Regions from separate parts of the Homo sapiens genome. Here all the other regions are linked to region 4. Evidence: chromatin loops called from intact Hi-C (ENCODE). Cell type or tissue: heart left ventricle. All regions are shown on one strand. Links, peaks and the distances in the headings refer to the core of each region. The heading gives the core; the rest is flanking DNA.

Region 1 (4,523 bases), core at 285-4,284, 560 kb before region 4:
TTTTTTCACAGGTAAAATTCTGAGAGTAATTAGCTGTTTACAGTCAAAAATCATTAAGTAAAGTTTACAAAGAAGACATTAGCAAGAGCCAGCAGAAACAACAGATAGCACAACAAGACCTTTAAAAAACCTTCAGATTTTGGAAAGATCCACCACAGAATACAGAATAATATCTTTTATAAGATGAAATAAAATATTACTAAAGAGTAAGCAGATTGGTAAAAAGAATTTCTAGAAGTAAGAAATATAGTAATATTCTAATGACCATTTTACACTGAATGTCATCACCGACACATTTTTTATACCATTTCCATTATAAGGTCTTAATTTGTGTGAAACATTCTGTTGATACAATATTTGGTTAAGGCAACTCCATTTTTTTAGCTAACATTTCCATTTAGCTATAAATTCATACAAGAACACGACACTCTCCAACCATGGTGAGAACTTATGCATGGTCTCAGTTAATGACTTGATGATAGTTCCTGGGAGGTAATTCAGGGTGTGAATGTTTATTCACTTACAAGATGGTGGTAGTAATACCATCTTCACAGTTTTGTTCTGAGTAGAGTGCGGTGATTAAGACTTTGCATACTGGAGTCAGACCGACTGGGCTCATATTCTGTCTCTATTACTTACTAGCTGTGTGACCTTCAGCAAGTTTTAAAATCTCTCTGTGCCTTGGTTCCCTCATTTGCAAAAAAGGGGATAATGATAGTACATGCCTCACAATGCTGTTGAAGGGCCAAGTGAGATAATGAATAAAAAGTGCTTTGATGTAGTGATCACACAATAGAAGCTAATGGCTTTTGAGATTATATAGACTATGTAGTGCCTGGTACATAGAGGCAGTCCAAAAATGATATTCTGTTATATATTATTATTCTTAATCAGACATTGTTGGAATTCATTTTGTTAAGGATGTGTCTATTAATTTTAAGCTGGAAGGTTTCTTCCAGTTCAATTAGTCTAATTGTCTAACTTCACAGGCAAAAATACTCCAGAGAGGTTGAGTTTGTATCAGAAACAGCCTTCTTGGCTTCTAGATCTGTGGAAATGGCAATGAAGGAGAGGGAACAAAATGTAAGGATTTTATTGGTGGGTGAATCAAACCTTTATTTCTCTGCAATAAAAAGACAAATTTGTGTCTCAGTTGGGTTTTTCTCTTATGGGGGCAGGACTGTCAATGGGACTGGCTGGAATTGTGGGAAAGAGGCAGGGGTTTTAGAGGTGCTGAATATGTGAGCTGCTGTCAACTGGGAGTATGACTTAAATGTGGCTGGATATTGAGCCCAGTTCAAAGAATTGCAGGCAAGACTGGGCTTTGAGAAAAGATTAAACAGAAAGAAGAAGTTGATGAGAGACTGGGGAAAGGGAGGTAGAGGAGGAAGGGCGAGGTGGTGGAGAAAGAGAATGTAGAAGAGGAATAAAAAGGTTTAGACATTTTATATTAGATGAGGATTACCTCTGTAATTTATTAATATTTAAGTCATCCCATTTTCATTTTCTTCTAGCGGCTGAGCATATAGTTGTTTTGAGTTTGAATGGATTGTAAAATATATCCCAAAGCAATATGGAAAACTCCTCTATCATGACACAATTTAAGTCTCTGCTCAAAAAAATGATATAATTTTTTTTTTGTAGAAGATATCTGCTATGGTTAAGGGATATAAATGCCTCCAGAAAACAGTTTTTGAGGTTTTTGTTTTAAAAAAATATCACTAAGACAGTTCACAAGGCTGAGAGATCTAACCGTATTTTGCTAAGGTAGATGAGAGCTTTATGTAACTAATTAAGTCCTCTATAGAAATTAGTTTTAGCAAGTTCTGCCAGATGCCCTTATTGGATATGGCTGAATGGGGATTAGGAAAGTTAGGACAAAAATGAATAAAGTGAAAACTTAGCTACTTGTAGTTGTAGAGAAACAAAAAAAGCAAGCTTGCATACTCTCTATTGCCACATGAAAAAAAAAAGAAGAGGCTTTGAGCACTGAATTCATTCCATTAGCCTGGATGAGGTGCATAGAATATCTGTTAGTGGTACAGAAAGAGAATATATGGGTGTTAGCAAGACCCACAGGGCTATTTCAATTCAAAGAAACTCAGAAGTTTTCAACAAATTGCTGAGAAGGGATTTTGGTGCCAAGCTTAGCAATTCAGACAAGGCAATTTAAAAAAAGCTAAGAATTTGTGGAGAAGGTACTTAGTTGTACTTTAGATGTTCATTTCTTTAAAAGTTGATATAAAATATAATCTTTGTGATGATTCATTTAAACATGGCTATTCGTGTCTCACATATGGAAGACAATTTTCTTTCTACTTAGAATTTTCATTCTGAAGGAATTTATCTTAGAGGACAAGGAAATGTATTATTAGGTAACTGCAAGTGTAGCTATTTTTGATGTGTCCATGGTAGAGAAAATGAGTTAGTAAAGAGGCCTAATAAGTCTCTAAAGAGAAAGGTGTTAGTAGAGATCTACTTTTGAATGACAGGCAAAGCCAAAGTGTTTATTATTTAGATCAGGTGACTGTAGCAGGACTGCCACTTGGTGGCAGCATGCTTAAAATGTGCCTACAAATTTTTGAGGGGGGTGATGAATAAAGTTCTTTTAAAAGTTGAAACTGTGAAATAAAGGTTATGAAGTGACAAAAACATTGTAGCAGTAGTGCTTGGATGGCTTAAACACAGCCAAGAAAATATAAAGTATCTCTTGTACTACTAAGAAGGAACACAAGGCTGGAAGAGATTTCTTGCTATATTCTGTGTAGATCTTTAAATTGTGTCTGTTTACTTTGGGGTTTTGCCTCAAATTTTTAATTTTGCATATCTATAGGTCTTACATTTGAGTTACTTAAAAAGTTGTCACTTTTCTTCCTTTTTTAGAAGGGTAGGGAGAAAATAAAACTTGAGTTATGATTAATCAACCTTTTGTGGACCAGGGGAAATTATTCTCTCTTTTGGCACTTTAATCACTGAATAGCAGAATTTAAGTGAAGAAAAAACATGAATATTTACTTTACTTTCCTCTAGAGAAGAAAAATATTTCAATGTTGCTTGTTTTTGTTTGTTCTTAACGTGGAAATCCATGAGTTGAACTAAATAAACTATTAGCTTGTTTTAGGCTTAGCTCAAAGCATATTTTGTTGTTTCATACATTTCTGGTTCAATAATATGAGAAAAATATATAAGGTTAATACTGACTGAATCAATTTATGGCACTGGGCCTAAATTTGGTGAAAAAATATTTCAGTTGGTGACTTTACTGAAAATGTTAATATTTGTGTTTGCTGTATTTTATCCTAGCTTGTATTGTTAGTTTGGTAGACTTAAGTCCATTTTACGAAATAACATGAATGTTGAAAATATAAATATAGAGCCATAAAAACACCTTTAATTTACTATGTCCTGAAAAACATGATTTTAGTTTTGCTGGTATTTATCAGAATGTACTTAGTGCCTCTCAGCCTTTTTGTCCACTGTACCACGTGATGCATCTCCAAGTTTACCGGGCTCATTTAGTTCCTCCTCACCCTTTAATGAAGGTGAGCCTGAGGTGCAGAGTATCAGTGCCTGGCTCACAGACAGCCACCTCCTTCCTGGGGCAACAGGGTCGGGTTGACAAATTCTGTTCACAAATCAAGCGTGGAATTATTATCTAGAGCAAGTAGTTGGATGATGATTTGTTATGTCTTGAGAACCTACCATACCACGTAAGTATCTCACAATAGAGTAAAAACCTGAAAACTCTCTCATCTTCTGAGATCAAGACATGGTGCCTTAGTGACAAATGCCCTCTAAAATAGCAGGGAAAAATGATTATTTAAAGCCAATGCTGGCTTTGGCTTCTTCTGTCTTTTGTGTGTGGGGGGGGTGGCTTAATTCCCCTAGCTGAGCCTGATGGGGAGGCAGGAAGAGAGAGGCCTGGAGCAGATTTTACAGTATGTGCAGAGATTTGGGGTCTGACAGGGTCTGGCATGGGGCAGGGGCTACAGACAGTGGAGTTATTCTGCAAAACAAAATGAAAGGATTCTGGGGGTCACTAGAGATGGGGGGAGACTGGAAGGAGAGAGGAGAGTAAAGCATCATGACAGGGTGGCCAAAAAACCTTCAAGCAATGGGGATCTCACGTTCAGCTGTGTAATTTGCAACTCTGAGCTGTAAACATCCATTATCGCTACAGATCTTCAGTAAATTCTGCAATAGATACAAATTCTCTGTGTGCATGCTTTTTGGTTTTGTTTTTTTGTTTAAGCTTTGCGGAAATCAAGAACAGTGCTGAATTCCCTACCAGGGTCGATGCAAAGGGTAGAGAAGGGTTCAGCCATAGACTCAGGGCTGGTGTGATAGTGAGGGTGATCAGCTCACAGGAGAAGGCCCTCAGGCCAGCAGTGCCCATATAAACCCCAGGGAATGTGCAATCCAATCTTGGGGGTGGGAGTGGGGAGACAGGAAATAGAAGCCCTAAGCTTCAGGTTTCTCTCTCTGTGTGTGTGTGTGTGTGTGTGTGTGTGTGTGTGTTTGTG
Region 2 (4,523 bases), core at 339-4,338, 1.1 Mb after region 4:
AGAACTCTTTTCCTAACAACACCTATTTTGCTATGGAACTCTTTCCCTAACCTATTAAAAGTTTGCAGAACACATTTTAAGAAAAAGCAGCTCCAAATTCTTTTTCTTCATTTCTGTGTAACTCTCCCATCCTTAGCATATCTACACTGCCCTACAAAAACATTTCCATCCTGTGACTACCTGTTTAAGTTCCTATCATGGTAAAGTATTAGTAAGGGCTTGCTATGTCTAGGAAAAACACTGAATGTGTATTCTAACATGAGTTGAATCCCAGTTTCTCCGGCTACACGACCTTGAAGAAATAGCTTTACTTTCTGTAAGCATCAATTTCTTCACCCATAACCTCAACATCCTAATTTCTGCCCTTCCGATATCATTATTGCTGTGAGAATCAGCTGAACTAGTAGATGAGAAAGGATATCGTTCATTCTAAAAGATGTTATAAATGTTAAAAATTATTATTCTATCATTATTAATGGCAATGGCAATGAGGCTAAACCTCCTTTCTTAAGCAACACATTTACATTAGTGTCAAACATTCCCAAAGGGAATAAAAACTGCTCATATTGGGTTTAATCTGTCAATTGAGCATTGAGAATTACAGCTGAAGAATCAAAACAGAAATGAGTACATTGCAAAAGAAAAGGAGAAGGGAGGTATAACCCTGGGGTGTTGGGGAGTGGGGGCAGGTAGCTGAGAGGAATCTAAACTCAATCTTTGAGGAGGGAGAGCTCTTGTGGAACTTCAATAAGTGATCTCCTATGACCCAGGGACAGGGGTAAATGGTGCAGTCAGGAGTTAAGTGCCTGGTGGAGCCATACACAAAACTGTTAATGAAATGGAAGGCTTGGACAGCAAGCAGCAGAGACCCCTCCCTAGTGACATGAAGCCAGGAGCCCTAAGAGAACAAGCAAGAAACAGTCTTTTGTGAGACACAGCAGAGATCTGTCCCTTTGGCCCAGAAGGAAGATCGCAGATAGGACTGGATGTCAGCAACTGGAGGTCAACAACTTAGAGCAGAGCCAGAGAAATACTAGTTTTTCACCAATGGGTTTATATGAGTATGTCCTACTTGTCTGACAGGCTGGTGGCCAGAAAAAAACATCTGTTACACATTTTAATAGGGGCCTTCTGAACACATGATGCTGTAACACAAAGGAGTGATGTAAATGGTGGGGAAATTTAGAGATCACAGCTGGCCAGAAACTAAACTTAACATGGGTCCTTTAAGGCTTTGTCCTTCTGACCATTCCAGGTTCCTAAATCTTCCTGCCAAGTTGGCTGGAAGCCAAAATATTTCTCAACTTTGCATTTATTTCAGGGTGTTAATCTCACAGGCAACCAACCCCTACTTAATAAACTCCAGCTCTCCATGCCCACTCCTTTAGGATGCCTGTGTGTGCTCTCCCGAAGGCTCAGCACACATGCGCCTACCGCTGTCGTTTCCTGCCTGGGGAGGGTGTTGACACAGGAGAGCCAGGGCATCATGCAGCTGTCATCAGCTCAATGCCACAGATGGCATCTCGATTATGCATCCCCTTCCCAAGGCACTTGCCCGTGAGTCTGTGAGCCCTCTACCTGGCTCTGGGTCTTCTTTCCAGCCCCAGAGGCCAGCAGGAGAGGAAGGGTAACGGGGCTCAAGATGGGCTCAAGATCCTTTCGCTCTGCTACCAAGCTGGGAAGGAGTGGGCTTCCCTTGCCTTTTCTTCAGTCCCACTTTTAATCACTAACCACAGAAGGTAATGAGAAAGTGCTTGAATTACAAAGATTCCCATTTATTACTCTGACTGCCCCTCCACAAAGCCCCTCTTTTCCCCTTTGGCAAGAACAGATCACTATTGACACTTTTAGAAGGCCCTGGGCCCCTCTCAATTATTGGCCTAATCTCTGCCTGCTGAATTCTGAAAGCAGAATTCTTTTCTAACTAGATTTTTTAGAAAGTGAAGAGGCTACCCTTGGCTTTATTCATTGGAATGACTTCGCAGGCTAATGTATTCTCCTGTCAGTATATTTTATGGATTCAGCAACATCTGCAGGATATGGAAAGAACAGAAACAAACCAGATGTTTCAAAAAGGTAGCTCCACTAAGCCTCCTTAACATAATTATTGCAATATCACATCCACATTTTATTGTACCTCTTCTATATTTATATGCTGTTAACTTTTCCTGTAGAAATCCGAACCAAGTTCCTTCTAAACAGATTTGCAATCTTTAAAAACAATTTTGACATATATCCTCCATTAAATCCAAATTTTCTTTATCAAATTTTAGAGGGGAAAATAAGATTAAGGAAATGTAGATATTTATCTCAGCCTTCAACATTTACACTCATTTAGTTAATTAGCACTTAATTACACTGTCAAAGGGGGAAATTTTACCACGGACAGACCAATCCCCACCCCTCAGGCCCTCGCTTCTAAGAGAAGCAGACCTTTGCTGGGAGCCAGCTCATTCCTCCACGAAACATTTGTAATGATTACTTGACAAGGAGTGCAGATACAAAATTGCGCAACAGAGAGCCATCACTCACCACAGCCCGCTGGAATTCTCATGCTGGAGCAACAGTGCCCCCCAAAGCAAGCGGCCAGAAGCACCCTGCAAGCAAACACTGGGCTGCCCAAACTTCTATTTTCTGCTTTATAAGCTGAGGAGCTATTTTAAGAGCTGCTGGCCAAAAGCAGGCTCTATTACAACCAGACCAGCATTCCAACCAAGCTGGGGAGCCTCGGCTGGAAACAGAATGTTTCCACCTATTTTAAATCAGACGCCAGGAATTCTCTAAGGAAGAGATGGGAGGTGGGGAAGGAGAGACATGGTAGAAAATTGGAAAATTTTAGAAGTTTGCCAAACTCAAGAGAACAAAGTATAACTGGATTAATGCACAAATCTTATTAACCAAAATGCAAATGAATAGAGTTCCTCCATCTTTTCACAAATGGCAATATTATTTGGTCTCAGCTTTCCTGCCAAACAGAAGAACTCATTAAAGCTGTTGGAAAATAATAGTACTCTAATTAGTTTAATTATGATACGATGAATCAACCCAATTTTTAAAAACAATATGCAATTAGCCTTTTTTAAGTCAAAGACTCTGTTTTCCAAAACAGGAAATGAAGCATAACACTCTTATTTCATCGTTAGGGCAAAATCCTAACCACTCTGATACAGTAGTATAATGAGCATGTAATGAAACCAACAGTCCCCACTTCTTCAGCAACTCTCTTTGTGCATTGACTAGACGGCCTTTTGGCTTCAAGAATGGCAACTGCATTAAGCTGGAGGCTGACCCAAATTTTCCCTTTCAAGTTCTAAGTCCTGTTTTCTATTTTCGTTTCTATCCTGGAATAGGGTCACCCTACAAAAGATGAAATATTACATTCTTAGAAGACAATGAACTGATGATGTCATATTGGCATGTTTGGGTTTTATACTGCTCTTGGGGGTAGTGCAAGGAAAAAAATAATGTGGTGTTGGAAATGGGGAATGCAAGCCAGGCAGCCTGAAATCCAAACTTTTAAAATCAAACCACATAATCAACACCACAATATCGATACTGGGGAGGTTGGAATAGTAAACAAATAGTATATATTTTTTAAAAAACCCTCTTTCCCCTGGGAAAAAAATCCACAATGAGACTCCCACCCACTACAATCTTACCAAAATAGCTAAAATTAAAAGGACTGATAATACCAAGTATTTGTAAGGATAAGAAGAAATTAGAAGTATCATACATTTTTAGTGAGAGTATAAATTGGTACAACACTTTGGAAAACTGCTTCATGGTATCTACTAAATAGCTAAATCCTAAGACCTAGCAATTCCACTCCTGGCCAACCTAAATGAGTGCACACATCCATCAAAAAGCATGTACAAGGACGTTCATAGCAGCTTTATTCATAATAGCCTGAAATTGAAAACAACCCAAAAGTCCATCACTAGTAGGATGAATAAATTGTGACATATTCATATGATGGAATAGTACATAACAATACTGCCCAAACACAGAAGAGTACATACAACAAGCTTTCACTTACATTTTGTTAAGAAATAGGCAAAACTAATCAGTGGTGATAGAAGGCATCATGAAAGTAGTGGAGGAATGACTGGGCAGGGCATGAGAGCCTTCTGGGGTGTACCGGAATTGTTATGTATCTTAATTTGGGTGGCAGCCACACGGGTACATACATAAGTAAAAATGTATGCAACTGGATAGTTAAGATGTATCCCATTTATGTATAGTATACCCCAATTTTATTAAAAAAAAAAACAAAACAAAACAAAACCGTAAAAGCAAAGGCAGAAGAAAAGGAATCTCCTGCTACAAACTAGAGTCCTCTGCTTCAAATTTGTAACATACAATGTCACTTCCCTACATGAAACCCTCCAGGACTTCCCCTTCCTCTGAGAATGGTCTGCAAACCTTTCACTTGGCCTGCATATCCTGGGCCCTATCTACCTTGGCAAACTTTTTACTCATCACCTGTGTTCCACTTCCTCTTGCTAACTGCCCTCCAGCCACCC
Region 3 (4,523 bases), core at 397-4,396, 940 kb before region 4:
ATATCATAATCAGAAATGTTAAGCCTCAGCAGTAATTTATACAAAATGTATTGTTACAGAGTTATAAATGTCATTAAGTGGTAGACTTATGCCTCAGTGTCATGCAAGTTGAATCTTGGATTTAAAAAAATTACCCATAATGCAAGTATTCTATAAAAATATTCTTAGTACTCTCTCCTCCACTGCAGCCTCATATTAAAAGTTCAGTTCCATTTTCCACCTGTACTCTGCTCTGGGAAGTGCAACCTTTATTTCTCCTTCATGTTTTTAAAGTCACCTTCTTAATTCTGGTAGAACATAACTCAAACAACTGAAAATGTTAGGAATGGATTTACAGTCCCTCTGGCTACTCTCTATCTGGGATGGAAAAGAAAGTGAAGCTGGAGATAACTTTTCCTGCCATCAAGGGACATCTATAGAGGAGAGGCAATTAATTGTAATGTGCCAACTAGTTTTGATTATTCAGGGACTTGTGATGGAATTTGTGGATTATTCAGGTCCCTGGTTTTCTGTTTTGGCTAATTTCACTGCTCAGTGGCACCTCCAGAGGTCAGGGACAGCTATTCTCCTATGGAGTGTCCCCAGAGAGACAGTGGCAAAGGAACCACCCCCTTTTGAGCAACTACTCTGTGTCAGACACAGGGAGGATTTTTTTTTAACATTTGTAGTCTTTCATTAATTTCACAACAAACCTCCATTCTATTTTACAGACAGTAAAAACTCAGTGTAATTCATTCATTTCTCAAATCTCTATCAAGTGTATTCTGTGTGCTAGTCCCTGGGATAAAACAGTGAATGAAAGAGATGGGTCCCGGCTTTCTCTGAGCTTAGGATGCAGGAAGGAAAAAAAATAAAGTAGACAAATCATCAAATATATAAAATATAAAATTACAAACAGTGATATATGTAATGAATGAAAATTTTAAGGGATCACAAAATTTGTAAACAGGGGATCTGATCCAGTTGTGGAGTCAGAGATGGCGTCCCTGAGGGCATAAGCCTCTGCACTGGTGATTGAAGAATGGAATAGAAGCTGTCAAAGCTTGCACGGCGAGCCCACAGCAGAGCTGGGATTCAAACTCAGGTCTGCCTGACACCAGACTCTCTCTGTATTGCACTACTACAGACAGTTGAAACTATGCCCTGACAGGGAGACCTTTGACTCCCAGCCCCTAGCCCTGCTCCACCAGCTGCCCCAGAGATGCCGTGTCCGTGGGAGTTGGTGATGGTGGATTGGAAGCTGAAGAGCTCCTGTGGTTTCTCAGCAAGTTTAACTGGCAATATGAAGGAGCCCTCACTCTCTGTGCATTCTTTCCATTTTCTTCATGGTTCTGTCTAGATTGGATTTCGGCACTGGCAGGAGGGGTGTCCTTCTGGCATGACTCCTGATGGGGTTGTGTGGCTAATTTCAAACATTGGGAGGGGCTTGATTAATGACCAGCCCAAACCAGAGTTCAGAAACATTGCCTGGAGCCTCTGTAAAACTCCCCAGATCCTGCCTCCTTGTCTACCTCCCTTTACTCAACCCTGCCTCCCCTGATCTAAAGCCATCTTAGAGATTGGCTACCTGCCTGAAAAACTCCCTGACCTGCTGAGGAACTGCAGCAGGGAGTCCTGTTAGCAGCTGTGGGAGGGTTGGAGTCTGACCAGAACATTCCTCGCTCATGTTTCCACCCACTCCGTGTCTGCAGGGTGAAATGCCCCATTGGATGCGGTGGCCACCCCAGAGCTGCACCTTCTAGCTGGATACAGGGATAGGAGTGGTTGGGATTGAAGGTGAGAAGTCTGGGAAATGAACCATTTTCTTAGGTCTTCTGCTGATTTCCACCCCTCTGACTAATTATATAGCAGGGGCAGTGATTTACCAAAAGGAGGCATTGTATGACTTTTTAAGGACATCTTTCCAAAAAAACAAGCAAAAATTCTCCCCCAAGCAAAACCAACCGCCCCCCCCCAAAAAAACCTAAAAGCCAAAAAACTCAAACATCCAGGGAAAAGACCTTCTCTTTAAGCCTAAATTTCCACCATTTGTGACTTACCTTTTTTTTTTTTTTTTTTTTGAGACGCAGTCTTGCTCTGTCGCCAGGCTGGAGTGCAGTGGCGCGATCTCGGCTCACTGCAACCTCCACCTCCCGGATTCAAGCGATTATCCTGCCTCAGCCTCCTGAGTAGCTGGGACTACAGGCACGCGGCACCACGCCCAGCTACTTTTTGTATTTTTAGTAGAGACGGGGTTTCACCATGTTGGCCAGGATGGTCTCGATCTCTTGACCTCGTGATCCACCCGCCTCGGCCTCCCAAAGTGCTGGGATTACAGGCGTGAGCCACCGCGCCCAGCCTGTGACTTACTTTTTTGAGTTACACAACATTACTTTCTTGCTTCAATGTTTTTGTGCAAATGCACGCCGTCTGGGGAGAAGCAAATTTCTTGAAATTGAAACCACCGAAATGTGAATGAATTTATCATATCCCTTGTTTGTATCTGGTGAACGGGTAGCTAGAGGGCCTGAGGTATCTTGGGGAACAGGTCGTTGAAGTGGGTACAGGACGGGGCAGTCACTTTAATCGCTGGTCCGAGCTCCCCAGCCTCCCTTTTGCAAAAAGCAAAAATACGTTATCGTCACTAGGGGGCGGAAGTAGGCCAGCAATCGGTCTCTAGTACTTGTTTGGTCTGAAAACTAAAGTTGGCAAATCTGCATTATTAGTGTTTTATTTTTCTTAAGAATCCCAAGTCTCTCTGAGATGGTATGAGTGTGAGAGTTAGGCTACTGTAGTGTAAAGAAGCCAATCCCAAGAAAATAAAAGCCCTGTGTAGGTAAAGCAGATACCCGACAGATTCTATCAATGGACTTTGAAATTGTTCTACTGTTTTTATTATGATAATTTACTGAAAATTTCTCAGATCTAAAATTCAAATAAGAATGTTTGAAACCAGCCGGGTTCGGTGGCTCACGCCTGTAATCACAGCACTTTGGGAGGCCGAGGCGGGTGGATCATGAGGTCAGGAGGCGGGTGGATCACGAGGTCAGGAGATCGAGACCATCCTGGCTAACACGGTGAAACCCCGTCTCTACTAAAAATACAAAAAATTAGCCGGGCGTGGTGGCGGGCGCCTGTAGTCCCAGCTACTCGGGAGGCTGAGGCAGGAGAATGGCGTGAACCTGGGAGGCGGAGCTTGCAGTGAGCTGAGATCGCGCCACTGCACTCCAGCCTGGGCGACAGAGCGAGACTCCATCTAAAAAAAAAAAAAAAAAAAGAATGTTTGAAACCAAACTGGTTTGTCAAATGCATAACAGCGCCCTTGATTTCACAAAGGGATGAAAACTTACATGTAGATGTATTTTTTTCTGATTATAAAGAACAAATTCTCTTGAGGAATGGTTAAAAAAAAATCCGCCCCCCCGACAGTAAAATTCGTATTGTACTGTTACGGGTAGCTCTGTTCTTACTGAATAAATCTTGCTTAGCAACTTACCTCCAGAGTAAATAATAAATCACTGCTGAAAGCTTCAGGCATTTAGCTCCGTCTGGGCAGTAAAACTTTGTGATGGTCTTGACAGCATTTTGTAAAATCATAATTGCTTAGGGAAAGTGATTCTGGATGTCTTAAAATGTTCGGAATTAAGGAGGAGCTGTTCCTTTGAGGGAAGTTATTCTAATGCCGTGTGTGTATGTGTGTGTTATTCTTTATACGAATTCTAGATTATAATTTACACACACTCATCATTTCTATTAAGAATATGTAAAAATTCGATTAGAAGCACAGCCACATGTATCACACCAAGGTTTTATAAAAAAAAAAACCTTGAGGCAATTAGGGCAAAGATGCTCAGTTATCTGTGCACAGTATACTATATGCAGGCCTACCTTTATATACACATATAGTTATGGATTGAATTGTAAGCCTCCCCAAGATTCATAGGTTGAGGCCGTAACCCTCAGTATCTCAGAATATGACTGTAATTGGATATAGGGTCTTTAAAGGGGCAAAAGTGAGGCTGGGATTAGAGCCTCTTTAAAGAGGTAAAAATTAGTGGCTTATCCCTGCCATCCCAGCACTTTGGGAGGCCAAGGCGGGAGGATTGCTTGAGCCCTGGAGTTTGAGACCAGCCTGGGTAACATAGCAAGACCCCATCTCTCTAAAAAAAATTAGCTCAGTGTGGTGGTATGCCTGAAGTCCCAGCTATTTGGGAGGCTGACGGGGAGGATTGCTTGAGCCCAGAGGTTGATGCTGTGGTACGCTGTGATTGCACCGCTGCACTCCAGCCTGGGCAACAGAGTGAGACTCCATCTCAAAAAAAAAAAAAAAAATAGATAAAAAAAAATAAAAAAAAAGTGGCTGGCTGGGTGTGGTGGCTCATGCTTGTAATCCCAGCACTTTGGGAGGCCGAGGCAGGTGGATCACGAGGTCAGGAGATCGAGACCATCCTGGCTAACATGGTGAAACCCCGTCTCTATTAAAAAAAAAAAAATTAGCCGGGCTTGGTGGCGGTCACCTGTAGTCCCAGCTGCTTGGGAGGCTG
Region 4 (4,523 bases), core at 212-4,211:
AATAAAATTGCTGCTATAAAAAGTGCTTCCCAAAGCTAAGGAAAATATACAAATATTTTAATTAAGGCAAATTCGTTTTAAAAAATAAGCCTTTCAGTAGTGATTGCTTTGTAAACAAAGGATGGGTCGGAGGAGAGAGAGCCTTAAACTCAAGTCTGACATTCAGGCCCAAGTCACCCTATAAACCGGCCCTTAGCAATTCTATTTTCTATTCGAAAAGAGAAACCAGCTGTGGGTTGGCTTTACTAGGTGATGTGTGATTGACTGACTCACCTGCTGGAGTAGCAATGCATTCTCACCTTTTGCTGATGGGGCCTTGTTTCTAAACACGTGGATGCGCAGAGAGCAAGGCTCAGCCTACTGCAGCCATCTCTGGCAGCGCTTCTACCCCTCCCCAGCCCATAGATGGGATTGTTTAAATCTCCCTTGTTGACCTAGTGGCAATTCTTCCTCTACCTAAATAGTCGATGTGAGTGAAATCATTCTCTTTTGATAGGTGGTTGCTAGCAGTTAACAACCATTTATTTACTTTAACAATTAATAATAAACTTTATAAACTGTCTATTTGCTCCTCCTCTCCAGTACATGCCCGGGTGAGTTGGTTATTTTCAGCCTTTATTCCTGAGGAGGCTCAGGATGGGTGGGGGAGGGAAAGAAAGGGGAGGAGGTGTGGTGGGGAGAGGGAGAGAGGCGAGAGGGAGAGACAGAGAGAAAGAGAGAGGCGCTAGGGGAGGGAGGTTTACAAGTGAAGAGTAGTTAGGGAATATGGTGACTCTGAAGAATCGAGATCAGCAGTGTCCAGGAATTAGAAAAAATAAACTGCTATTTCCGTGAGTTCCCCCTCTGTGAGCCATTTAGGTGAGAGCCTCGCTCTTCGCAGTTCCTTTCTTCCCCTGCCTCGATGCCCTCCCCTCTTAATGCTATTTTAGCTTTTCCTCTTGTAAATTTCAGAGCCAGCTCGAAGGTTATTGAGGACACTTATCCGAAAGAGGCAAATAATAGAGGTGCTGAGAGTGTTTTTGATGTTTCCTAAAAGGCAAAAACAAAACGCCCTCCTCTAAACAAGGGCACAAAATTGTACCTGGTTTTTATTTTTATTTGGTGGTGGGGGGGTGGGGGGGTGGGGGGGGGGTGGAAAGGGGGCTGGCTCTGGCTGAATGAGACTACTTTTTAATATGATTTAAATTTTTTTTTCAAAAAATTAAAAATATTTTACCCTATCATATTTAATCAGCTGTAATTATAACACATTCAAAATGAATAATATGCCTTGACAGTATTTTTATTGTTATTGTTCATTGCATGATGTTCGACTGCTTTAGAAGCACAGGAAAGAGAAGTAAACGCGCTACAAATGGGGAATTACCCTCGTTTAGCATTAAAATTCATTTAGATAAAATTGCCACAAACATTTAAATGGGAAGATTAGTTCCCCCTCACGCCTTATTGCACTCGCTCAATGGTTCCGTTAAGAACATTTTACACGTTGGAAATTCCGTCTTCTCAGACGGCTTGCTGTTTCCTAGTTACCCACATTCAAAGCAAAGGCAGCAGCAAAGGCAGCCGCAGCAGCAGCAGCAGGGAAAAAAAAAAAGTTTTGGCAACTGGTCTGCAATTCATCCGCTGCTCGCCCCAGTCTCCCCTCCGCCCGCTGCAGTCTGCCCCCACCCCTTCCCCTTCCCCACCCCTACCTCTTTCCCCTCATTATGTAATTCGCAGAGTCCAGTCCTCGAGGAAACACGTTGCCTAGTTGTGTAGTATTTATATACAATGTTAAAATACAAAGAAAGACCCTAAAGTCAGTCGAGTCGGTTCCTCTCTGGGTCTCCCTCTCCCTCTCCTGTTCTAAAATGAAGATTTAGCTTGAATGTGCTGAGTTTCTCACATCCCGTACCCTGAGGCCACAAGGCACGTTTTTTGGCTTTCATTTCTGCCAGGACTTTTCCAGGAAATTCACCACTGCTTTTCGCTTGTATTAGAAACGTGTGAAAGAATTCGTCTGAAAAGTCCATGCACCGTCTAGCTTTTCTCTCCCCCCTTTTTTTCTTCTCCTTCTCCTCCTCCTCCTTCTCTCTCTCTGTCTCTCTCTCTCTCTCCGCCCCCCACTCTCGCACTCCCCCATCCTCCTCTCTCCCCCTCCCTTCGCAGAGCCACAGGAAAAGAGGAAAGTCGGCTTCGACTGCCATCTTTTGGGGATTTCGAAAAACGACTCGGTAGGAAACGGAGGGAGGCGGAGGCGCGGGAGTGGGGGAAACCCCCTTATTATCCAGTGTCGGAACTGGCTCCCTTAATCTGATGCTTAAATATTTGATGTGGAAAAATTACCCATAAAATTAGTTACTAACAATTTCAAATTGAAATCACTTATCGAATTATAAACGCATTAAAGCTGTATGGATGGTATTAGGAGTTCCTCGGGAGGCAGCGGGTGTCTCCTTGAAGTGAGCCAGGCGGGCGAGTTTCGCCCCGGGGAAAAGAGCCCCCAGCCGAGCCCGGGGGCAAGGCCGGGAGGGCGGCGCTGCAACCTGGGCGCAGGGTCCGGGTCAGGGGGATCGAGCGGGCGGCCGGGTCCTGGTGGAGGCTGCGGCTGCTTCGGCTCGCGGGGGCGGGGAGAAGGGGAGGGGAAGGAGCCTTGGTGGGAGGCTCCGACCCCGGAGCAGAGGCGCCTACCAGCAAACTTCGTAGTGAAGTCGAAGGATTCTGAAAAGGAAAAACGCAAGCCCTGCCCTCCCCCTCCCTCTCGCGTCTCCCACGCGGCGTGCAGACTTCGCGCTCGACTTTGCGATCGGGGTTAGTTGCTGTGTGCAGTGTCCCCCAAGTCTGCGGGAGGAGCGGAAGGGTATAGGCTCCAGTCCTGGGGTTGGGCCCGGCTCCGTGCCCCGAGAGGAAATCCAGCGGGCAACTGCGCAGAGCTCCAGCCAGGACGTGCTACCCCTGAGTCCCTCGATGCGCTGGGTCCCGGCCTAGGCCCCAGTGCGTGGGCGGGCAGGTCTTTGCCCAGAGACCACAGCTCTGGTCGCGGGGGGTGGCGGGGGTGGGGGGGCTGCACGGGCGCCTGCCTTACCCTCCTGCCCTCACCCCCATCTGAGTCTAGTCTAAGGGACTGTTGACTTTGTCTCTGGAGATGGGGCGACCAGGGGTCTGCGAAGGAGGTTGTGGAGAGGCACCTCCTGGGTGCAGGTCCGGGCGCTCTTTCCTCGGAACCTCACGGAGTGCTTTGTAGTAGCCTGGAGACTTCCTAATAGACTTTGCCACATCGGGGGCCCCAGACTCCAGAGTCCCATAGTGGCCCTGGGAGCGCGACCCAGAGAGCCTGGGGGCTGGAGGGCACATGGAACGCGTGCACGGCCCACTAGGAGGGCGTTGGGAGGAGAGTGCCCGAGTCTGGAGCCGCAGCCGGGAAGCCGTAGACAGCACCCCGACGCCTTAGGCAGAAGCTCCTCAGGATCACTTTAAAAGCTCTGCAAACTTTCCCCAGCCTTTCGGATACCCTCAGGCCCTTGGCCCACCGGAAGGCAGTAAAAACGTAACTTCATGCTGCAAAGCTCCCGGGTAGGCGCTTGGACGCCGATGGAGAGAGGCGTGGAACTGGGTAGTGGGGCGCCCTGCCTGGCTGGGCACTTTTCCTTGTCTCATTCTCGTCTCCCATGCCATGCCTTACCCACTGGCTGCTAGCGGCGCGTTTCACTTAAGGTGGCCACGGTGCGGAGACTACAGGAGCCTGGGAATCCCAGGGTTTGGGGAAAAAGTAGTGAGCGAGAAAGGTGGGGTCGGGGACCTGAGGAAGACAGCTGATGGCTGGGAGAGGGAGGGCTCCCTTTTCGGCCCGCTCTACCCGCCAAGGAGTCTGAAACATTCTCTCCCTAGGCGGAGCTGAAAGGAAAAACAAACAACGTATTGAGCAATCAGTTCGCCAACATTTGAGCTTTAAAGCGCCTTTGCTCTGAAAATAGTACCCTGGGGGTCTCAGTGGGGAGATGGGGGAAGCATTTTTAGGGCCTTGATTCTGGCTTGCCGCGCCCCACGGGTCACCCCTCCGCGCGCTGCCTCCTGACATCCCGGCGCTCTCAGCCCACTGAGGGGAAACCCGGGCGGTGCAGCCCTGGAGAAAAGGGATTTAGTTTTAAGCCAGTCTCCCATCGATCGGGTCGGTAATTTCTACCCCTGCCCACTCGCAGACACACTCACCTCTACCCTAAAGCATTAAGGTCATTACGCGAGCAATGATCTTAATTTCCAGGCGGAAAACGAGTCCCGGGACCTCGCCGATTGGGGAAGCAGTGAATAAAGTCACCTGCTTCAGGCACCCGCTTGGCCCGCTCCTCCCGGTGGGGGCCGTGTGTGGCAGGGAGCGCCGAGCGGGGGTCCCTAGCTCCACGCCGAGGCGGACCGGGCAGGGGTCAGAAACCCTGTGTCTGTTTTCTGCGGGGTGACGACCTCCTGTAAGGGTGGGATTGCTTTTGCTTGCTTTCCTTCTCCCCTCCCTCTGCCTTTCTTCCTAGGCCTCCCTCACATCTCAGTAC
Region 5 (4,523 bases), core at 244-4,243, 150 kb before region 4:
GTTTAGCTAGCATAGCCATATTCTGACGTTAATTTTTTTAAAAGGACAAAGAAAGATGATATTTGTTTTTCATTTTTAAATAAGGGCACAGAAAAGCACGTTTTCAGATATTCACAAGTGAATAACTACTCAGCAGGCGTCCTTCAGCTTCCTCTTGTTCTTTGCTCCTTTATGTTTTTGACGCTGCTAGAATTCTTTCTGCGCCGCAGGAAGCCTTCGATGTTTTCCTTATTCATTAGATAGCTCAATGAAATGTTAAAATATTTATTTTTGAATAATCAGTAAGATTTTTGCCTGAAGGTTTTCACAAAATATGCCCCTTTATCCAGTCGAACATGGATGCTAAGCATGGCCAGTGTGACTCATCCTGTTGCTTCAAAGGTAAATGTTTGCTATTAGTGACTAGAGCACGTTCGCCAGACCTCTTCCAGCACTCAGTACTTCAACTATTAGTTTAGAATATATCAAACGTGTATGCACTTGTGATTAGTTCCTGGAAGAATTTTCTACATTTTCAAGCTATTGTTATGAGGATTTTTTTTTCTTTTTGGTTGGTTTTCTGATCTAGACCAAACAGCATCTCAAAAAATGACTCCAAACAGCATCTCATAAAATAATAACCTTTCACAGTTCAGTGGTTTATACTAAAGTTTAAAAGACACCCACCACCAACACCTCCATTTATATAGAACAACTGAGGCTCTAATACAGCAGTGCAAGCAATCTCGCTGCTTTAAGTAGCCAATGTCAGTTCAGATTCTCTTGATGTATCTATATTTAATCCAATATTTTAAAGTCATTCTGACATAGTGCCACATCGAAATGTATATTGAAGTAGATCATTGAAATATATTTATGCACAATAAAATGTCCTAAAGCTGTCTCCTTTTCACTATTAGGTTTTTATTAAAAGACGCCCTAATACCTAGTCAAGTGCTGGCAAGTTTTATTAAAATGCGATAAGGAGTTTTAACTTCAGAAAAGCACATGAACAATTTTAAAAGTGCTTGCACCAAAGTCTATGTCTCTTGGACAAAATCAGCTTGACTTCTCCATGTATGTGTATGTGTGTGTGTGTGTGTCTATACACACATAGATACATATACAGATATATATTTGGGGGGCATTGGGCTTATTTGTTTCTTAAATCACAAAATCACTTCTCTATGGTAACAGTGATTACTTCAGAAACTGTCACTGTCGAACAGAGGTCAAAGTTAGCTTCATGCTTTTTTTTTTTTTTTTTTACAAAGCTTCCACAATGCTAGAGATCTATAAATGTTTTCTTTTTTAAATCACAACCAAAATGTGCACAATGTTTCTTAATGTTTAAGAGAACATCAAATGGTCTCTGCCATATGAAGTTGTCTGACTGTGAATTTCACCCACACTTTCTAACACTTGTGCTCTCCAAGTGAAAACACTGAAGTTTTACATTTTCATCCCAAATTGCCAAAAGGGAACTGCACTAAAACTTTTATAATTACCAGTGTCATTTCCCCTCTCCTAAAGGGTTTTTTTTCTTGATTACCAATGTCACTTTCCAAATTCCAAGAACTGATTTGTACATGCTAGATTATCGAGGCAGTAGATAGATTTAACTTGACTGTCAAGCAAATTCATCCTCAGTGTCAAGCAACCACTACTGTTTTTTGTTTTTTGTTTTTGTTTTTGTTTTCAGAGTTGTTGAATCTGTCCTATCTTCCTTTCTTTTCCCAGGCTGTCTTCCCAAGTTTAGGCATATGGGTACACACACATGCACAGCTGTATTCAATGTAGGTTTTAGCCTTGTGCCTTAATCAAGTGTTTGAGCTATACACCTATGATTGATATCATATCCTATCTTTGGATTTGAAAAACATGGTTAGACCCCAAGACCTGTCCTATGAGTCTAAGTTGGGTACTGTGGTTTTCTCTTGTTAGTTACCAGCACCAAATCATACCCCCAACCACCACCTCCCACCCCCGTAAAACAAGATTAAAGTTTGTCATCAAGGCTGCAGTTTTTCTATTGTCCAGTAGACGGCACAAAAGATCAAGCCTTCAAATGCTAAACAATTCACCAAGGCTGCTGTGGTTTGAAGTGTATGTGTGTGATCTTCTTTAAAATAGCTAACCAGCCAGCATTGTATCTGTGAAGCAGTGAAGTACCTGAAAACTTAAGATAACTCACTAAAAGTTTTGAAACGTAATGATATAAAAAGGTTTTGCATATGTCAACAAAATGTTGCTTCAGAAAATACACTTTTAAATAACTTCAGAGAAAAATGTTATTTAGAAATTTATCATTTAAAAGTTATCTTTATAGAAATTAAAGTGAGAGAAATTACAGGGCATTTTATTTTTAATTAAAAATAAAGAAAGTATTTGCACCGTGAGACTTGAAGATTCTATAGCGGAACTTTGCATGATGCATCTATGTTTTTTACTACATTTAACATACAACTCAGTCCACAAAATTGAAGGTTGTATTTCAAATGCACTTACACATAAATGCATATATAATAGGTACTTGGGAAGGGGAATAAATTCTCTTGATGAAGTTTTGTGGGATAGCTTTTGGGGGATATTGGAGAATGAGGCCAGTAGAAACAACAGTTGGGACTTTGCCTCTTTCAGAGCAATGCATGACTTTGGCTAATATTTATATTTTACTAAAAGGCTTCTATTTCCTTTTCATTCTGCAGACACTCCTTATGTAGCAGTTTGGGGGGGAGGGTAAAGTGTGGGCTAATAACTCATTTCCCAGTTAATTTTATTAAGAATTTATAGCACTGTTTAGAAAGTTTTAAGACAACCATAAATTTTATTAGGAATACTTTATTAAGCCCTCCATTTAATTAATAAAAGACCTCTATAACTTCTGAAAATGTCAGAGCTAGTAATTATGTTAACCAGTGTAGTTTTTTCCCCCCTAGAGACCAAAGCATTTTAATGATTTGAAATAGAATAGTAAGGAAAGCACCTCCCTCTCACCCCCCATTTTTTTTCCCTAATTTTTGCATCATCCAGTCAGAATATAGTAACTTAGGTATTTTCCCTGCAACCCTTGGAGAGCCTAAGCTGACCTCTAATTGACTTCTGAACTGGACCCAGACATTCTTTGTTTTCTGAAGCAAAATGCAGTAAACAAATCTTTCAGTCCTTATAGCCTGTAATGCTTTAGAGCACTTGATTAACATCCTCCCTAATCCTCTCAGTTAACCCCCTTTGATATCACCTAACCAGGTTTCCCCCTTTAATAGATCTCTCAATAGTTTATTTCACTTTTCTCACAGCCATTCATTAGCTTTGACTTCTTGGTGCCTTTCTCATATCACCTCCAGGCTCTTATCTCCAGCATTCCTCTATTATCTGTACTAGATTTCGAATCTATTTTCTTTAAACTATCTTTCCCTCCCTCCTCTTATTTCTGTTTTTTTGAAATGTCAATGCTAGTGAGGGGGAGAGATGCAGAGGATGAATGTTTTTGAAATACAAACGCCAAGCCTCCACACCACAGGACAACCTAAAAACCAATCACAGCATTTTAAGGGACATCTTAAAGTTTGGTGGCAAATGATAAACCCTTATCATTTTGTGAACACAGCTGCCAAACTCGATTGATTAACAGGCTTTTGTTTATTCTGGGCTGGCAAATACACACACGTTTTACCTTAAGAGGTGCCTCTTTAGTTTCTAAGGGTTTTGGAGCTGACTCATCAGTGTGACCTTTTGGGACAAAAGCCTAATTTAGGATATAGATCTTTCCAGAAGCACAATTCCTTATAGAACATAAAGTCAGGGGAGTTCTCCGAGACGACTTTACCAGCAGCTCAGAGGAGCACTGAGGGCTTGAAATGCCTCCATACAGGAGGGTGTAAACAATAGAGACCAAGGGCCCAGTCTGCCTCCTTTTGTCACCGTTCTCTATCTCTGGAAAGATGCTCTGAGATAAGAAGGATGAGAAGAGAACGGAAGGCCTGAATCGCAAGAGCTAGGGCCAAGTGCCAGAAGTTTTCACCAGGCCAAGTTTTTGCAAAATAAAAGTGCTATTGCCTTAAAAAAGCAAGTATCTGAAATAAGTTAGGAATAGGGGCTGTCAAAAAATGGGCATAAATATTGACAGTAGTTTACTAAGATACCTAGACCTGTCCCTTCATTTGTTTCCTTTTAATAGATGATTAATTGCTGCCCTGCTAAAGGAGTTTTTTTTTTTTTTATGGCTACTATATTGCAACTCTAGACATCCTCTGTGCAATTTCTCTCAGCAAGCCCCAACTGTAATAACTGTTTGCTAATTGTAAAATCCTTATCCAGAATGAGGTTTGGGCAAACAATTTGTACTACTGTAATTACATTGTAAAAGTGTTTAGTCCCTTGATTGTTCAGAATTAATTGTATAAAGGCCTAGAAGTTATATTAGGTTCACAGTTTAAAATGGAAAGACTGTGGGGGGGGGGAGGGGCACTTTTCAAAACTACTGAGTTGATTTTAAGTCCGCAAACTCAAACTATCTCATTCTTTAAGGAAAATTTGTGTGT
Region 6 (4,523 bases), core at 389-4,388, 130 kb before region 4:
CTCCTGTGGCTGTATCTCTGGATTGGTCCAAAGGAGTTGCAAAAATGCAATGAAAGTGAAAACGTGTAGAGTGAGTGAGATGAAACAGGGCTCAGAACAGTTCCGTTGCGAATTGTTGCAAGGCGTCTAGAGATTTGGGTAGCTGGCCTGCTCTGCACCCTCCCACCCTTCCCCCCTATATAAGTGAAGTCCCAGTGTTGTTTCTCTTTCTGACTCGGCACGTGAGTCCAGATTTGGGGGAAGAGATCAGCCTGCCTTTGTTAAGCCAAAGGCCAGCTACTCTGCAAGCTCTGCCATGATCTCTGTTGGCCAGTGGCTGTCTTGTACAGTCCTTGTCGAGCGCCTGACGCCTGGTTCTTAGTGTCATCTTATGGTTTTCTTCTCTCAACATCATCCTCTTAAAATACATTCTCAGCTTGATTTTCTCTGGGCAATCCCCGCGACATGGGCTGAATTCCTCTTTTGCCCATGGGGAGCGAGAAACAGGCAGAGCAGAGATTTAAAAGTGCCAATGCGCCGGGTCCGCACTGTGATCTGGAGAGTTGGAAACTTTCGGCAGTGTAGTCCATTGCACAGAACACGCAGCGTGCGCAATCCCAGTGCGGCCCCACAGAAGTGGGAAAACTGCAGGCGGCTCCCAGCCTTGGCCCCCGCGGGCGGCCCGGGCCTCACGTCTGGTTCAGCCCGCCAGCCCTGGCCCGGGAGCTGTTGAGTGCCGATTCTGCTGAGGAACCCTCGAGTAGCTGCTGTGGAATAAAAATTGCAATCCAACAAGCCTAACTGGAAAATGGGATTCTAAAAGCTCCGGAGTGCTGGGTACATAAAGCTATTTGAGCAAATTACAAGAATCGCTTAGGGGCATGAATGAAATCAACACTTTAATTGCCTCCAAAATGAAGATTTATACCCCATTTTCTCAAGGAATCATTATTTTATTAAAGTCAAAGATAAAAGACCAAAGTTATGGGAATTTTTTGGAGGGGGGAGAGAGAATACAAAAATTAATATAATATCATGGAGCTCCCCCCTTCTCCTTCCCTAAACTTTTGTTACCCAATTCCCTTCAGATATGCAAATATTGGTATGCAATTGTATCGGATAAAACTTCTCATTTTATTGTCTTCTACCTCTAAAATGAGAATCTGACTTCTGGTCCCCGCTGGTTAAGAGTGGGCTTCGAAGCTTTGGCTGAGCTCGTGGCGCTGTTGGCCTATGCGCCTGGGCTCGCTTGTGTGACCCCCTGGGGCTCACCCAAGTTTCAGCTGGTCGGAGGACAGCAAACCCAAGGTCCGGTTTGGAGAGGGGAGCGCAAAGCGCTGGACGCATGCGGTACAGTGCCACGGCCGCCGGTGGGCTCCACTGCCCTGGGGAGCTGAGGCGCGACGAATGAAGCACCAGGGCGCCTGGTGGGCGCCAGTTCTCCGGTCTGGAGCCTGCTGGCCTGTCCCTCCGGGGCGCTGAACCCCTAGTGCGGCGTCCTGGGGGCCGGGCAGGAAGGATGGCCTCTCCACCTGTCTGCGAATGCAGCCCAGCCAGTTTGAGCCTCCGCAGAGGGTGCGCTCCGGGACTGGGCGCTTCTCGTGCTGTGAGAACGCTGGGCCTTGTTAGCTCATTAACCCCTCTGTCTCTAGGGCCCGTTGGCGGCACGGTTTATTTTATTTTACCTGTTTTCCTCGGAGGGCGCGAAGACTGCCACCCGCGCGGGGACCTGGGATCGACGACTTTGATACTAGGCGGTATCCCGGAGGGCTAAGTCGGCGGAAATCCACTTGACCTTGTAGCGTTAGTCCTTTCTTTTCCTTTCCTTTCCTTTTTCTTTCTTCTCTCTTTCCTATTTATTTATTTATTTTAAAAATAGGATTAAGACACCAGTAGAAGCTGTAATCCCGTTCCTTCCCCCACTCCCAGTCTTCCGGGCCGCCTGGAGGTCCCTGCCGGAGAGAGCCACTTTGGCGGGCGCAAGCCTCCTGGGCGCCCTCTCCTGACCGCCGCGCTCTCGGCTCGGCTTGGCTGTTCCGGGCTCCCAGAGGCTAGGGGAAGCGAGGGGCGCCAGGGGCTTCCCGGCCTCAGCGTGGGGCGAGGTCCCGGCTGCGACCCCGGAGCAGAGGGAGAGGGGGGCCATGATGCTAGGCGTCGAGGCGAGGGTTGAGCCTGTTTGGCTTCAGAGAACGATGCGGGTTCGACCGGAAGCGGGGCGCGTGTTCTAGGGGCCCTTGGGTGGATTAGGGGGCGCCAAGAGGGGTTAGGCGAGGAGAGGCCTGGCCACCCAGTTGCTAGACTTTAGGCCGCACTCCAGGAAGGAGCAGTCGGCTTCCTTCCTAGGCCGCTTCTATTGCGCGCCACTCCTTGAATCTAAGCATTTTCCACTCCAAGAACGCGTTGGGAGAGAGGGGAGAGCGGAGCAGAGTCTCTAGGCCCCCAGGGCCGCCTCCCGGGGTGGCCACGCCTGCCGGTAGCGAGCCGAGATTAGCTAGGTCTGTGCTCGGGCCTCAGCGGTGGCCCTGGCTCTTCCCATAAGCAGCGGGAGGCAGAGAAATGGTCCCTTTGGATTACAGTTTTTATTCAACAGCAGCTCTCCGGGGGGTCCTCGTCTGAATCTGCATTTAGCAGCTCCTGGGCGAAGGCTGTCGGGCTGCACAGGACGCCCTGTTGCATGTTAATCCAGATTTGTCTCTGACGTCTGGGGAGAAGTAATATGGCTTGCAGTTATGGAACCAGAGAGCCACGCTCGCCAGGCAGGTTAAATGCCAAGTGCTGCCGAGCTCCCGGGGGACGGCCGCCGGGGCTGTGCAGCCCAGACTGGAGAGCGCAGGGCCGCCAGGCCTCTGGGATCTGGGGCAGGCCGGGCCCGGTGCGCTTTGGTTCCCAAGTGGTCCTGGGAACTCTGATGGCGATTGTTTTATTTCAAAAGTTCACAATGTTGTTTCTGAAGCAGAGTTTGGCTTAAAATCCTTTAAACTGAGGTAGAACTTTGACAGAAAACGCCCTCCTCCGAAGAAGCGGGGGAAATTCTTGCAAGGGAGATTTAAGCTTTCTCTTTAAGGGAGGTGTCACAGTCAGGGATGAGGCAGGGAGGGCAAGAAACAACCTAATGTCCTGCATGGATGGGATCTGCTGCTTTAGAAGCAAATAGATAGGGCCAGCGAATATTTACGAATACTAGAAATGTCCGCAATTCCTTGTCATCCAATAAGAAAAGTGGACACAAACAGCGGGAGGCAGAAAAATGGTCCCTTTGTCAGGTAGTTTGTTTTTAAATGCTTCCATTTGTATACATCTTATTTAAATTATAAATGCTTCGTAGGTTCCCACTTAATGCCTTAATCCTGAAACCTCTCAGTCCACAGGACTTGCAAGTGATAAAGTCTTAGCATCACCTAACTTTACATTTGATTGTGTTGTGGGTCATGTGATATAGTCTTAATTCCTTTTAAAATATATGTCAAATGGAAATTATGGCAAGATTCTCTTTAATGATTAAATAATAAGGTGTTGACTGCTTGTCACTACACTGGCTAATTGGGATGTTCATTCTAGGCCCTTTATTACATAGCACCCTTTGAATTAAAAGTTAGTTGTTTACTGGGTATATTTTTATTGTTACTTTCTGATTGGCTTTTAGTGTGTATTTATGTGTGAGTTTCAGAGTAGGGATGTATTGATTCTTAATAGGGACACTTTTAAAACATTCTAGAAAAAACAAGGGGAAAAAAGTACACCATAGATGCAGATAGGTTGAGATCACTTACATTGGTAAATGTCTCTAAGTCTAAACGCTAATACTACAAAAAATCCTTTGCGTAGCTTCCCTCTCTCTCTGTCTCCCTCTTTCTCTTTCAATCTCTCTCTCAGTGGAAGTCCCCAGTGCAAGTTGCATGAATAATGGAAAGCAATGATACTAATGCTACTTTGTACAAAGTAAAGCCTCATAACAGTAACTATTGTTCAGTGATTTAACTAGCTCCATGGCAGTAGGTCATTCAAATAGCAATTCTTCCCCCACCAGAATGACTCCATTGCTCACCATTCTGAAATATATAGAGTAGTTGTTTTATATAGCTATTGGTCCTAACTTAGAGACTTGTATTAGAAAACATGGAGAATCTTAAATAATAGAGGAAGAAGAGAAGAGAAGGGAGAAAAATGTATTAAAATGTGGGCCGGGCTTTCAAAAAAGTAACTGAAATATCATGCTAGAATTGTCCAACTTTGAAAATATATAAATTTTAAATCATTATGTTTTCAAACACTCATATGTTTAAGTTTTTAAATGTTTGTCATAGTCCCAAAAGATTTAAAACACAGCTGTGGCTGGGTGACAAGAAAAGAAAATATCCAGTAAAATTCTATACTCTTAAAAAACAAAGACTATTTGTGCTCCCATAGTAGAAACTTATGTTTATTAAGGCCAAGTAGATAGACTAAAGTATTACCATGAGGCCTACTGTCCTAAAACTAGCTTACCTTCCCTAGCGTACCTCACAGGTGGAGTTGGAGAAACTGTGAATAATGCATAACAAATT
Region 7 (4,523 bases), core at 143-4,142, 850 kb before region 4:
TCCTTTCCCTCCTCAAATATCCCTAGGCTCTCAACAGTAGTTATTTGTTTTCTGTATTTTAGTATTTCAAATTTCTTGACTAAAAAACAGAAGCCAAGTCTACTTAAGCTAAATTGCATAGCCTAATAAGCATCACTTTTCTTTGCTCTAGGATGGCATTGTTGCAACTTGTTGCTAGGCCTGGTTTGTTTTGTGCTGATCAGCACCTCTGATTGGAAGTTATATAAATCTTTGGTTAATTTAAAAAATGGGCAAATGAGGTAAGTGTTACTTCATAAATCTAGTTTGGCGAGCAAAATGTTTCTAATTTAAGGACCCACAAAATGAAATTATAAAGGGGCTTCTTGGCGATGAAAAGAACGTCTCCCCAGGCCTTCTCTAGTGCAGTGTGTGTGTGTGTGTGTGTGTGTGTGTGTGTGTCTGTGTGTCTGTGTGTCCAAGCCCCCAGCTGCTTGGACAGAGTTTAGGAAGGTGATGGAGATTTTGAATTAAAGACCTGTGAGTCCACCTTTCTTCATTTATATGTTCCCTGAATACCTCTCATCTTAACCCCAGGAAAGTAATTAACTGGTTATTTCTGGAAGGTAGGATTTGGGATCATGCATGGCTAAAATGTATTTTTTTTAACTTCTTCTCTCTGTTTTTTTTTCCTGTGCACACATTTTTTTTAATAAAATGAAGCCATTTAATCAAATAATATAATTTTATTCTCAACATTCCGTGCACCATAATCTCTTGGGAGCTTAACAAATCGCTTGGGTACCATCTCCAGAGACTCTGATTGAGTTGGCTTGGGGGTGGGGTGGGGGCGTGGGGATGGGTAGCGTTTAGTGACTTCCCAGCTGATTCTTATGTGTGGCTAGAATTAAAAACTCCTGTCTCAGAGAGCAGTTCTCAAACTTGTCTGCATATTGCAATGTCCCGAAGAACTTCAGAACACCTGTGCCTGGGACCACCATAGAGGTTCTGATTTAATTGGTCTGGGGGTGCTGACTGGGTTTTGGGTGTGTTAAGATTTCCCCAGGTGATTCTGAAATGGAAGGGCTGGGTAGTATCTCTGAAGAGTTTTTTGGGGGAGTTCTTAATGTTGCTGTCTTACTAAGGAGGTGTACCAACCTGCCCCTGCTTTCTGTTAAATGAGAGTTAATAAGGTGGGATTGCTCTAAACCTTGAGCACAACTGATCATAATGCTAGAAACAATAGTCCCTCCTCCTCAGGGTGAAATAACAATGTTACAGGGACACCAATTATGAAGATAGGTTGTGTTTTTAATTGTTGAGAAAATGATGAGCTTGAAGGAGATTTTGCTTATTAAGACTGCTTTACCTTTATAAATGACTGTAAGTAGATTCATCAAGAATTGGGAGCTGCCTTGAGCTACAAACAAGCCTATGCAATAGGTACTAATAGTTGTTTTTAGCCTCCAGTTATTTTTGTCTTTTCTTTTTGCCTTTTTAAAAAGAGGGTGGGAGTGAAGAGGGCTCCCTATACTTCTGTCTTAACAGACTGTCACTATGATGATGTCCAAGTTGAATTCTGAATTTTCTTTGGTTAGACTAGCCCTGTAGCTTTTTAGAATTATTTAAAAGGGCTGCCTTCTTTGTTACAACAAAAAGTCTTCTTGGAGGTGTGAGCGGTTGAGCTCCCCCAGTGTGGTGGGTGCTAGGAAGGGCCTCTGGGGCGAGGTCTGCAGGTGGGCTCTTTAGCAGTGAGGCTGCAGCGAGACAGGACCCTGGGTCTGGAGAGCTTTCCAGCTCCAGCCAAGTCTGGCTTCCTACTTCTCCACAGAAGCCACTTGGGAGCAGTGTGGCCTTGCCTATGAGGGAGGCTCAGGGAACCTTCCTGGAACTGACCGGCACAGCCAGGGAGCCTGGAGCCCCTGCCTGATGACAAGTGAAATATTTCACAGAATATAAATCTTTCCTCTTGCAAATGCTCCTTTGGTGAGAAATCAGACAGCAGGTAAGAATTGGGCAGAATCCTTGTCCCAGCAAATAAAATGAAAGGATAGAGCCTCCCATCTTTGTTCTGTGATATGATAGTATGAAGTTTGTGGAAAAGAAGATTTCCTGCTTATGATGGGTCCATTGATCATAACAGGCTCCTGAATGGGAGACAATGGTATCTCCCTTTATCTCACTGACAATAGAAAGAGGTGCGGGGAGAGGGGGAAGGACAGAGAAAGAGAGAGAGAGAGAGAGAGGCTCCCATCAGCCTGATGTGATGATATTTCACCCTGTGACTGTTTCCAGGTTGTAAGCTCTTCTGACAAAAGTCAAACAGAAGAACAAATGACTAAGGCCTTTTCAGTCTAGTTCTTGTAAGCAACTGTATGAACTTTGCAATGTTATGCTTGTTCTAGGTCTTTGAATTAGACCCTTTACCATGCACACTTCTCACATCAAAGAAGACCATATATAAAGTAGTATTTTGCAGTATTATTATGACATGTCTGTGACTGTGTGATTAGCATTGTATCCACATTTTTGGCCCTCTTTACTTTTTCAGGCTTTTAAGATTTACTTAGAAAGGGAGAGAAGAAAGGATATACAGGGAGCTGGGGGTAAAAGTCAAGGGAGCAGTTGGGAAGAGACACAGGAAAGGGAGAAGAATGAGATGACTAGAGGATTCTCCTCCAATTTGCCAAGGTCATAGGGAAGCAGGAGTTGAAGTGTAAGCCTTGTAACTTGATTTTTTGGCTAGCTGTGAACTACCTCTCAGGTAACACCCTTTTCCAGGTATTATCTAATGCCAACATTTGCTCAATTTCATTGCAGTCATCAATCCTTTGCTGAGAATAAACCCAACTTTGGAAGGAGAGTAGGAGGAGTTGTCAGATGGGAGAACAAACAGATCCCACTGGAAGCTTCAGCTTCTCCCTAAAAGCAGGAGTAGATAAGGACCCCTCACTGCCATTTTTACTGTCCTGCATCTGAGGTGGATTTCCAGAGTTTCTGAGATGCATCCAGATCCTGACAATTCGAGGCTCATGGCCAGATTGGACCCAGCACACAAGCTTGCCTATCTCCTCTGCTGTCCCTTCCTCTGAAGATTAGAACCAGCCAGTGCCAGGTGTGCCAACCAAGATGTGTCCTTTCTTGGTGCTCTTGGGAGCTTCTTACACCCCAGGCTAGAGGGTGCCCCTTTGGTCCTAGGGGTGATCTGGTATCTCTCTTGCTTTTGGGATTCTGAGGGGTCCTGACCTCTCTGGGGCAAAATGGAGATTTCTAATCATGTGCTATCTGAATTTAACCTAAAAGTCAGTAAGCCACCACCCCAGCTGTTTCTTCAATGAATCCCTAGGGAGACATGGAAGCAAACAAATTTGGGCTCCATAACTTTGACTAATAAAGGTCAAAAGTCAACTGAAACCAGACTTACAAGAAAGTGCTTCATCATAGGGGTGAGATTCAGGACTTCCATGACAAACTGTTAGGGGCTCTACAAAAACCATGAAACAAGAGCTTGTCCTGGGAACACAGGTTATACATAAATAACCCATTATATATTATGAAACAGAAAGTTCTTCAGGTAAACAGACGGAAGCCAGTACGGTTGGCACAGTGTCTTTGTCCATCGCTTGGTATGGCAGGATTTATAGCGATTCCATCCTTGAGCATGGAGTGATAATGGAGCCCATGATAAATATGCAAGGCACAGTGCTAAGTGCCTTAGGTATATTTTCCCATTTAATCCTCGTAACAACCTTATGAAGTAGGTACTATTACAACTCTATTATGCAGAAAACACTTTGCTCAGAGAGGTTAAGTCATGTGTGCAGGCTTGGCTGGATGGAAGGTGGAGGAGCCTCCAGAGCTCATATTCTTACTGTTCTCCCCTTTAGAGGTTCTTTGCTACTACTGTGGGGGTGGAGGGGATGTTCCAAGGTGTTGAGCCTCATGGATTTTCCTACTACAGGTTAATGGATGTGAGAATAAAATCCTCCCTTTCATTTAGATTAACTGTGCCAACAAATTAATTGGGAGACCACGAGGCTGAGAGACTCCAACTCTTAAAATGTGCTAGGTGAAATGAACAACTCCTTCTTGACTTCACTGTAGTTGCTTTAAATAGCAATGTTGAATCTTCACGTGGGACTTTGAGTCATGGCTTTGGACCAACTTCCTCTTGAAAGTAAGTTGAGAAATCTACAATTCCTAGATAGATGAACAAACTAAATATCCCCTGTACTCTGACAAACAAACAATCATTTACAAAACCAACAAAACTGCAGTAGGGTTTTCTCATTTTGTAGGGGAATATTTTAAGGACTGTTTCTCTACTTACCTTGAAAATTATGGGCATGTTCACCTGGGATTTGGGCAACAAGGTCCTCAGCGGCACCATCGCTGAATGACCAGACTTGATGGCAGGGCAGTTTGAAAGGTGATGCAGGAAACAGCACAGTAGCGTGGAAAATCTGGCTCTGGCTGTGACACCAATCCATCCCATGACTTGAACTAGCCCCCATCACCTTCCCTCAGCTTGCTTCACTGGCTTGGGATGGGAAGAAGAACACCTG

The links. A loop is a pair of places that touch in the nucleus more often than their neighbours do. Peaks named below come from ENCODE experiments on the same cell type or tissue, not always from the same donor. Only the 100,000 strongest peaks of a DNase experiment are listed, where the experiment ranks them.
Region 1: it touches region 4 in a loop (4-fold over the local background); 5 of 110 quality-filtered maps call a loop at or near these places.
Region 2: a loop joins it to region 4, with 10 times the contacts of the local background. A loop is called at or near these places in 35 of 110 quality-filtered maps.
Region 3: a loop joins it to region 4, with 2.3 times the contacts of the local background. A loop is called at or near these places in 17 of 110 quality-filtered maps.
Region 5: a loop joins it to region 4, with 10 times the contacts of the local background. A loop is called at or near these places in 94 of 110 quality-filtered maps.
Region 6: it touches region 4 in a loop (4-fold over the local background); 92 of 110 quality-filtered maps call a loop at or near these places.
Region 7: it touches region 4 in a loop (6-fold over the local background); 18 of 110 quality-filtered maps call a loop at or near these places.

Annotation. Positions count from the first base shown.
Region 1 is chr2:66,011,133-66,015,655 of GRCh38, forward strand. The region is part of intron 2 of LINC02934 (long intergenic non-protein coding RNA 2934); the gene reads left to right. Among named protein-coding and RNA genes, the nearest start is that of LINC02934, 220 kb to the left of the region's middle. In heart left ventricle, for the core only: a CTCF peak has its summit at 2,562 (motif pointing right); no DNase peak of the experiment used is centred there.
Region 2 is chr2:67,648,434-67,652,956 of GRCh38, forward strand. It overlaps LOC105374786 (a long non-coding RNA gene), which reads right to left and starts at 2,597. Exons shown (of 4, transcript XR_001739524.2): 1 at 2,533-2,597. In heart left ventricle, for the core only: a CTCF peak has its summit at 2,571; DNase peaks (open chromatin) are centred at 1,488 and 2,558; H3K27ac peaks cover 2,554 bases.
Region 3 is chr2:65,638,076-65,642,598 of GRCh38, forward strand. No RefSeq gene overlaps it. Among named protein-coding and RNA genes, the nearest start is that of LINC03050, 38 kb to the left of the region's middle. In heart left ventricle, for the core only: a CTCF peak has its summit at 2,625 (motif pointing right); no DNase peak of the experiment used is centred there; H3K4me3 peaks cover 259 bases; H3K27me3 peaks cover 1,309 bases.
Region 4 is chr2:66,573,308-66,577,830 of GRCh38, forward strand. It overlaps MEIS1 (Meis homeobox 1), which reads left to right. Exons shown (of 13, transcript NM_002398.3): 13 at 1-562. It overlaps LINC01798 (long intergenic non-protein coding RNA 1798), which reads left to right and starts at 723. Exons shown (of 6, transcript NR_110156.1): 1 at 723-858. RefSeq lists an enhancer at 1,957-2,412. In heart left ventricle, for the core only: a CTCF peak has its summit at 2,208 (motif pointing left); DNase peaks (open chromatin) are centred at 2,214 and 2,734; H3K4me3 peaks cover 2,993 bases; H3K27me3 peaks cover 2,342 bases.
Region 5 is chr2:66,427,182-66,431,704 of GRCh38, forward strand. The region is part of intron 3 of MEIS1-AS3 (MEIS1 antisense RNA 3); the gene reads right to left. Among named protein-coding and RNA genes, the nearest start is that of MEIS1-AS3, 4.0 kb to the right of the region's middle. In heart left ventricle, for the core only: CTCF peaks have their summits at 2,012 (motif pointing right) and 2,211; no DNase peak of the experiment used is centred there; H3K27me3 peaks cover 1,671 bases.
Region 6 is chr2:66,444,010-66,448,532 of GRCh38, forward strand. The region is part of intron 6 of MEIS1 (Meis homeobox 1); the gene reads left to right. Among named protein-coding and RNA genes, the nearest start is that of MEIS1-AS2, 5.9 kb to the left of the region's middle. RefSeq lists enhancers at 1-73, 1,709-2,045. In heart left ventricle, for the core only: CTCF peaks have their summits at 1,324, 2,008 (motif pointing left) and 2,208; DNase peaks (open chromatin) are centred at 1,372, 2,102 and 2,742; H3K4me3 peaks cover 2,337 bases; H3K27ac peaks cover 2,581 bases.
Region 7 is chr2:65,720,428-65,724,950 of GRCh38, forward strand. No RefSeq gene overlaps it. Among named protein-coding and RNA genes, the nearest start is that of LINC02934, 67 kb to the right of the region's middle. In heart left ventricle, for the core only: a CTCF peak has its summit at 1,812; a DNase peak (open chromatin) is centred at 1,814; H3K27me3 peaks cover 94 bases.